2 separate regions of the Homo sapiens genome follow, and region 2 is linked to region 1. A link is a loop called in an ENCODE intact Hi-C map of the cell type or tissue named here. Cell type or tissue: Calu3. All regions are shown on one strand.

Evidence for each region. Hi-C counts contacts between places; a loop is a spot of excess contacts. Peaks named below come from ENCODE experiments on the same cell type or tissue, not always from the same donor. Only the 100,000 strongest peaks of a DNase experiment are listed, where the experiment ranks them.
Region 2: it touches region 1 in a loop (2.6-fold over the local background); 1 of 110 quality-filtered maps calls a loop at or near these places.

Annotation. Positions count from the first base shown.
Region 1 is chr1:59,554,752-59,558,751 of GRCh38, reverse strand. The region is part of intron 8 of FGGY (FGGY carbohydrate kinase domain containing); the gene reads right to left. Among named protein-coding and RNA genes, the nearest start is that of MIR4711, 180 kb to the left of the region's middle. In Calu3, no CTCF peak of the experiment used is centred here; a DNase peak (open chromatin) is centred at 1,601.
Region 2 is chr1:59,636,216-59,640,215 of GRCh38, reverse strand. FGGY (FGGY carbohydrate kinase domain containing) reads right to left here. Exons shown (of 16, transcript NM_018291.5): 11 at 1,841-1,988. Among named protein-coding and RNA genes, the nearest start is that of MIR4711, 95 kb to the left of the region's middle. In Calu3, no CTCF peak of the experiment used is centred here; a DNase peak (open chromatin) is centred at 1,885.

The DNA.
Region 1 (4,000 bases):
CTAGGCTTATTAGGGTGGGGAAAAAACCCACCCTGGTAAATTTGAGGTCAGATCGGTTCTCTGCTCTTGAACCCTGTTTTCTGTTGTTTAAGATGTTTATCAAGACAATACATGCACAGCTGAACATAGACACTTATCAGTAGTTCTGAATTTGCCCTTGTACTGTTTCCTCAGAAGTATGTGATCTCTGTTCTCCTTTTTGCCTTTGAAGCATGTGATCTTGTGACCTACTCCCTGTTCTTGCACCCCCTCCCCTTTTGAAATCCTTAATAAAACTTGCTGGATTTAAGGCTCAGGTGGGCATCATGGTCCTACTGATATGTGATGTCACCCCCAGCAGCCCAGCTGTAAAATTCCTCTCGTTGTACTCTTTCTCTTTATTTCTCAGCCGGCTGACACTTACGGAAAATAGAAAGAACCTACGTTGAAATATTGGGGGTGGGTTCCCCCAATATGAGTTCATACTGATGTCTCTAATTCTAGTCCATAACCACATGGATTGTTCATGTGATTAACAACTCATTTTTAATAACAATATCATATTTGGTATTTTGTGCCAGGTACAGTGCCAAGTCATTTACAAAGATGGCCTAATTTGAACCTGAACAAAACTTTATGGGTAAATACTATCACTCACATTTAACAGATGCAGAAACTGAGGCACTGAAAGATGAAGCATCCTGCCTAAATTCACACAGTAAGTGGTGGGGGCAGCGTATGAGCCTATGTCTTTGAGTCTCCACATCCCTTCAATGATAGAGAACCACTATCTCAATATTAAGACTGAAAAAACTTCAGTTCTGAGCGATTTAAGATGCAGATGTAGTTCCCAGCTCTCTTCAGGTATTGTTCTGCTCAAATCTTACCTCCTCAGTGTTTCTCCCTACCCCGACCCCCCCAGGGTCCTGTCCCCATCTGACATGCTAACTGGAAGACAAGTTGCCAAGTTACAACCCAACCTGACAGCTCAAGAAAAGGATGTCAGTACAATGGCAAGGATCAGCTCCATCTTACCCCATGACTTTTCAACCTCTGGCTAACCCCTGCTGTGTATTATCTGGGGTTTTGGTGACTTGGTAGTAATTAACTCTGAACAAGCAGCTCTGCTTTCATGGAGTTAAAAAAAGAATGGCATTTTTCCCCTGTTAATTAAATCACCCACAAGGAAGATAAATGTGCAGCCCATGCTTGTATCTTCTAAAATATCAAAGGCCTTATTAACATGTCTTATGTTCAACCTCAGGCTTTTTCTCCAGATTCCTGGAAGCAACAGGAACCTGGAGGTACGAAGCTTCTAAGTATTTACCAATACTCACTTATGTGGTCATTCGTTCATTCATTTATTCTTTTTGGGTGATCTAGAAAGAGGCAACCTGGATCAAGCACAAAACGTTCCTGGGAATTTTGTCTCAATCTACTAAATTGGAAACATCAGAAGTAAGCAGACAGGAAGAAAGAGGATCCTTCAGATCATGCTGAAAACCACTTTTTGAAAAGCCCGCATCACCCTTTGGTCCCTGTGTTCTGTTTGGTTAATTTTTCCTCACAGTGGCGGTTTTATTTGCCAGAACCACAACAAAGGGGGTCCTTGAGTCTCCCTGGGAGTGTTTCCTCAGACCTGCACCTCTCCTAGACCTCACAAAGGTGTTATTGTTGCTGGGTTCCCAGCACCTGAGGAGATCAAAGGCACTTTCCCATGCCAGCATGACCACAGTCTCACCCTCATGACATAACATTAAAGCTGATGATTAATCCCCTTGGCCCAGAGGGTCCCTTCCCACTCCCAAGTACAAAGCAGGATGGGGGTGGGGACTTTATTTCCAGCACAACACAGCCATCATAAACTGGCCTTTTATGGCCCTCATTCATCGCAACCAACTGCAGCTGCCCATCAAACTCGTTAAAGCCCAAACAGTTGCTTCATGTGAGCCGTTTACATCACTAGGAAAGTTTAATAACAATCTCCACCATTTTTGAGTGTCTGCTGTGTGCTAGGTACAAACCTACATAATGCATGTTACTCAACAACCCTGTGAGACTGGCATCATTATCCCCAATTTGATGGATGAAGAATCTGAAGCTTAGAGAAGTTAAGTAGCTCACTCAGGTCAGAGGGCCAAAACATGCATGAGCAGATGTTCAAGCTTGCCTCTGGACAATGTAAAAGCCCATGTTCTCACCATTCCTCTATGGGTACATCATCTTCATGCACAATTCAGGGAGGCAAGGAGGAGTATGAGCTTTGGAATCAGAGTTAGATTTCAGTTCTTAGCTCAAGAACTTCAAAGCTTTGTGACTTTGGGAAAATTACTGGACTTTTCTACGCTTTAGGTCCCAAATGTGTACATTAAATGGGTAGGGAAAGCCAGCCTCATCTCCATTAAGAGACAGTAAGACTAAGAAGCAGGCCATCACAGAGACACTTGCATCCATTTAGATTTGCTTCTGTTCAGAAATCTGAATTGAGTGGGGTAAAAATGCCTGAGATTCAGATCTCCCAGGAGAAGCCTGATTAGATGTATCCCTGTGAAAATAAGAGATAATTTAAACAGGATTAAATCAGTATTCAGTGAAGACAATCTAACAAGTGTAGACTCATATCAAGGGAAAGAAGGGCTGGCTCCTGGGCTGGTGCCTTCTGGCTTAAAGAGGCCTCAGGCCTCTGCAGATCTCTCCCTTCAGGGACAGCTGAGCCTTACAAAAGGGCTGCTGAGCAGAAGAAATATGCTGAAATTATTATTATTATTTTTGAGATGGAGTGTCGCTCTTGTTGCCCAGGCTGGAGTGCAATGGCACTATCTCGGCTTGCTGCAACCTCTGCCTTCTGGGTTCAAGCAATTCTCCTGCCTCAGCCTCCCAAGCAGCTGGAATTACAGGTGCCTGCCACCACGCCCGGCTAATTTTTTGTATTTGTAGTAGAGACGGGGTTTCACCATGTTGGCCAGGCTGGTCTTGAACTCTTGACCTCAGGTGATCCACCCACCTCGGCCTCCCAAAGTGCTGGGATTACAGGCGTGAGCCACTGTGTCTGGCCAAATATGCTGCAATTTTTAAACTTAGAAAAATTCCATTCAAGACTGCCCAGAGCCCAAACAGAAGGAAATCTATTTCCTTAAAGTCCAGCACAAATGTCACCTCAAGAAGATTCTATCACCCTGCACCCTCCCAGGCAGAGTCAGCCACTGTTTGCTTTCTGCTCAGTAACAACAACAGTCCTAGTGATTAAGAGTGAGCCCTTGTGATGTGCTTACTGCATGTGGAGCACTTAGTATCACCTCATTTAATTCTTGCAGCACTCTGACAGGTGCTGTCACTCTCTACATATTGTAGATGAGGAATCTGGGACCCAGAGAGTTTAAGTACCTTGCCCAAAGGCCCACACTTAGTAAACTGAGGAAGTGGGACTGGAAACCACTCGGGCTGGCTCCCTCAGCCATAGAAAATGGGATGCCATGTGCAAGAATACCTCGCATATTGCTTGGCACATAACAGATGCTTAGTATCATGAGTTCAATTTGTATCTACATTGGGGGGCCTCACATTATATTCTAATACCTGTTATAACTTCATCTCATCCCACTGAGCCGATGTCATTCTTATATCCACAGTTTAGCACAAGAGCAGGGATTGATAAGTAAGTACATGTATTTATATCAACTGAACTAGAATATCTGATGGTAAAAAGGCTCAGGGGTCCCTACAGTTGCAAAACAGTCTCACATCCCACTTAATTTCCTCCATAGCTGCTTTGGTTCTGCCCTGGGCTGTGTCCCGCTCTAATCTCTGCTCATCTCCCTGCTCCTCCCCCACTCTGCCCTCTATTATACTTATCTGGGAAAATTCCAAAGAGTCGTCGATTTAAGTTTAACAGAGTAATGACTTTTAAATAAAAATATGGTAGAAATGGGTACTTATCGGAATGGAATGCTTTCAGACTCATGCATTTAAAGAAGATATAAATTTTAGGGCAGGCACTAAATTTTAACTGCAATCTTGGAGA
Region 2 (4,000 bases), 81 kb before region 1:
AATTCATGGAGTGATAACTGTTCCATTGCAGCCTAACCCAAGGACAGTTATAAAGGGAATCATTGCCAAGAACTACCAAGTGATATATGAGGTATGTGAACAAACATACAACTTTTTAAAAAAGTAAACATACCCAGGATTTTTAGATACAACTGGGCATATGTCCCCATGTAAGAAGTTCCTTTTGGTGCATACATACTTATTCTCATGATATGAGAATTCTTCAGAACACTCCATTGATTTCTTTGGAATTTCATTCTGCATTTGGGTCAACTGTATTAGAATATCCTTCTGATGATAATTCTTAGGTCTTGGATGTCAGGATTGGTTTTAAAAAATGGATAAAAGCTACTGGGAGACATGAAGCCTGACATGCTGGGTACTGAATTTGGGTATGACAGACATTGGCTAGGGAAGGCTCCTAGGTCAGTTTTATCTAAAGCAACAAATGACCTCCAGAGCAATGACCATTTTACTATGCAACACTGCTTTGTTTTGGGGTCATTTAAAACACTGGTCAAGCTTCTTAACTGCTTCAACATTTTAAATATCTAGCTCTATTTGGCTTCAGATATTTGTCTCTAATTAAGACACTTATTTCTGTACCCATATGAAATGTGTTCTTCCCCTACCCCCTGTTTACAGAGAGAGTTGGTTATCTGAAAGTATGACTTTCTAGTTGCGGTCTGTTGCCACATGGCCCTCTCTGGACATTATTCTTCTGCCTCTATAAAAAAGGACACCAAGCTCATGATTTGTTGTGTAGGCATGCTTCATGGACTCCAGATCAACATAACCTTTGTCATGTCTAATTTTCTTTTCTTTTCACCATGACTCCCTTTTAGTAATAGAAGTTGATCATGTCAACTAGGTAATGAAAATAAATTTCAGGTCTTCCTGCTGGCATCATAAAAATATTTAAAACAATCTCAATAAAACTAACCACAAAATTGTAGTAGTTTGAGTCTTGAATTCTTGACTCCATCAGGCCTGCTCCACTGTTACGCGGCTTCCTTTGCATAAGCCTTGCCTTGTTTACAGCCTCCATTCTGAACTCTGCCTTAATGTACCTCACACTCACCTTCTCAGCTTCATGACATTTTCCTGGTTCCTGCATTCATGGCTTATTTTCTTATTTGTGGCCTCACCTGGCCCCTCCTCTACCTTTAACCTGCTTCATCACACCTCAAACATGATTCTCCTGGTGTCTAAGATGTTATTACTTTTATATCTCAACTGGGGTGGTTGAGAGTTCTCCCACCAAGTTCATCTGGCCCCTCTAGGAGAGCCTAGAATATCCACAGAGGAAGTGACCCTAAAGGGCACTAAGAGCAGGATTTATTTTCCAACATAAGTTATAAATTACATTTACTTATACCAAAGTTTAATCTGAAATCCTAACTATATTAGTGTAGAATCTGAACAGCCCTGACTCAGAGCCTAGGCAGATGTGTGGCTGTGGCCAGCAAGACCATGGGTGGTAATATTTACTACTGATTTACTGGGCAACCTAAAGATGCAGCTGGAAAATTTGACTTTACAAACTGATATAAATGCCAAAATTACATAGGCATGACTTTTAGCCACTCCACAGGACAAAGAGGCAGCAGTAGCTGAACTAGGAAATGCTGCTTTTAACGCTTTCAAGGTTGGCTCAGAAACAATGAAAACTTTCAGCAGCTCATCCCAGGGAGCAGCAACAGCAATGCATCTGCACAAAGCCAGAGGGCTGTTGGCCTGTTTTATTTTTTTCTTTTCCTTTTTCCTCACTTTGCTTCTTCCAAACTTTGTAGCCCTTTGGCCTGCCTTCACCCATGTGCAAGGACTAGCTGTTACTTACCATGCCCTTTAGTGTCAGATCTGCTAAGGGAGACCGGTTGCCATGGAAATCTGGCCAAACATGTAAATCAACAGTAAGGAAACCCACAGGCTGAGCCTTCTTAATCAGATCCAGGTGACTGTTCAAATATGCATATATACTCTGGCATCTGGAAGAGAAGTGAATTTTATTTTTAAAGGGGGGATAGGGTCAGGGAGCAAATCATTCTATAGAAAGAAACCATTTGTACTTCCAGATCCAGGAAAGTAAGCAGGCTCCTAAAAGCTTCAGAGAAGCTAGCCCACTGTACTCTCAAATCACACTGTACTATCACCAAGAAAGGTGCCACATCCTAGTAGAAAGGTTTGGAGTCAGAAGACTGGATCCAGGAATGGCTTTACTCTTAGTAGATGTATGGCCATGAGAAAGTTATTCAAACTTTCTGAACCACCCTCTTCTCATCTGTAAAAACAGATATCATAATCCCTGTCCAACTTACCTCATAGGGTTATTGTGAAGATCAAAGAAGATTATGTATGTGAAGGCGCAGTATTTTGTAAACTGTACAGTACTGGTCATATGTCAATAATTTATTAAAATCAGTATTCCTAATTGTAATAATGATGATGAGTTGATAAATGGAGAGAAATTATAAGTTCCCAGACTCAGGATAGGATTTTGCTAAGTAAAGTGACTGAATGTCATAAATGCAGTTAGGATCAGGAGTTAGAGACCTGATTTTCAACCTAAACCCACCAGATGACATTGTGTACGTTTTTTCTTTTTCTTTTTTTGAGATGGAGTTTCAGTCTTGTTGCCCAGGTGGGAGTGCAATGGTGCAATCTCGGCTCACTACAACCTCCGCCTCCCAGATTCAAGCGATTCTCCTGCCTCAGCCTCCCCACCCAGCTAATTTTTGTATTTTTAGTAGAGACGGGGTTTCACCATGTTAGCCAGGCTGGTCTCAAACCCCTGACCTCAGGTGATCCACACATCTCGGCCTCCCAAAGTGCTAGGATTACAGGTGTGAGCCACCTCGCCTGGTTTTTTTTCTCCTTTTTAAGTCTCAGTTTCTTCATGTGTAGAATGAGGGAGTCAAACCAACTCCTTCATTCTTTACATGTTCAGGTGAAGAGGAGGTGGAGAGAAGATGATGGGCATGAGAGCACTACTCAGTTCAAATCTTGATACTACCTCTCCTAGCTCGGTAAAATGGGCCAGTGACTTAACCTCTGACCTCCAATTTTCCCACTCATAAAATAGGTTTAATAACACCTACCTCACCGGGTTAAATCACACCACATGACACAAAGATGAAAGCTGGTCAACCTTCCCCTCTTAAAAGATGCTGCTTTCTAAAAGTTCTGAACCAATGATTTCAAAAGAAAGTGGATATTGCAGTAGTTGGCATCTGTGCTACTTCCCACTGGGGTCCTTGGAAGTCTCTTTAAAGGTTAAAAACATGGCTTGTATAATGGCAGAAAAAAAAGTATAGGAAATCAATATCCAAAGGAGGTTAATATCTAAGATACCTAAGGCATTATTTATGCTTTGCATTTTAAAAGTGTTTTAGAAGGAAGGCTCAGTGATTTCTAGTTCTAGTTTGTGATTGGGTGAGTGATCCCATGGATCCCATGAAGTTGCCAAAAGTTTCCTGTACTTGGTGTAGGGAAACAAACCAATGAGTAGAGCATTGATTTTTAAATTCTCTTTTTTTCCCCATTTACCAGTAGAACTCCTTTACTTATTTTTTATTTTATTTTATTTTTTTCTTTGAGATGGAATCTTGCTCTGTCACCAAGCTGGAGTGCAGTGACGCGATCTCGGCTCACTGCAAGCTCCGCCTCCCGGGTTCACGCCATTCTCCTGCCTCAGCCTCCCGAGTAGCTGGGACCACAGGCGTCCGCCACCACGCCTGGCTAATTTTTTTTGTATTTTTAGTATAGACGGGGCTTCACCGTGTTAGCCAGGATGGTCTCAATCTCCTGACCTCGTGATCTGCCCACCTCGGCCTCCCAAAGTGCTGGGATTACAGGCTTGAGCCACCACACCCGTCCAGTAGAACTCCTTTATTAAACAAAAATTGTATGTAAATATTCAATGTAAAAATATAGAAAAGCAAAGCTGCTCTGTGTGAGCATGAGTGAGTGTGTAAATGTGAATGCATGTATATGTGTGTGT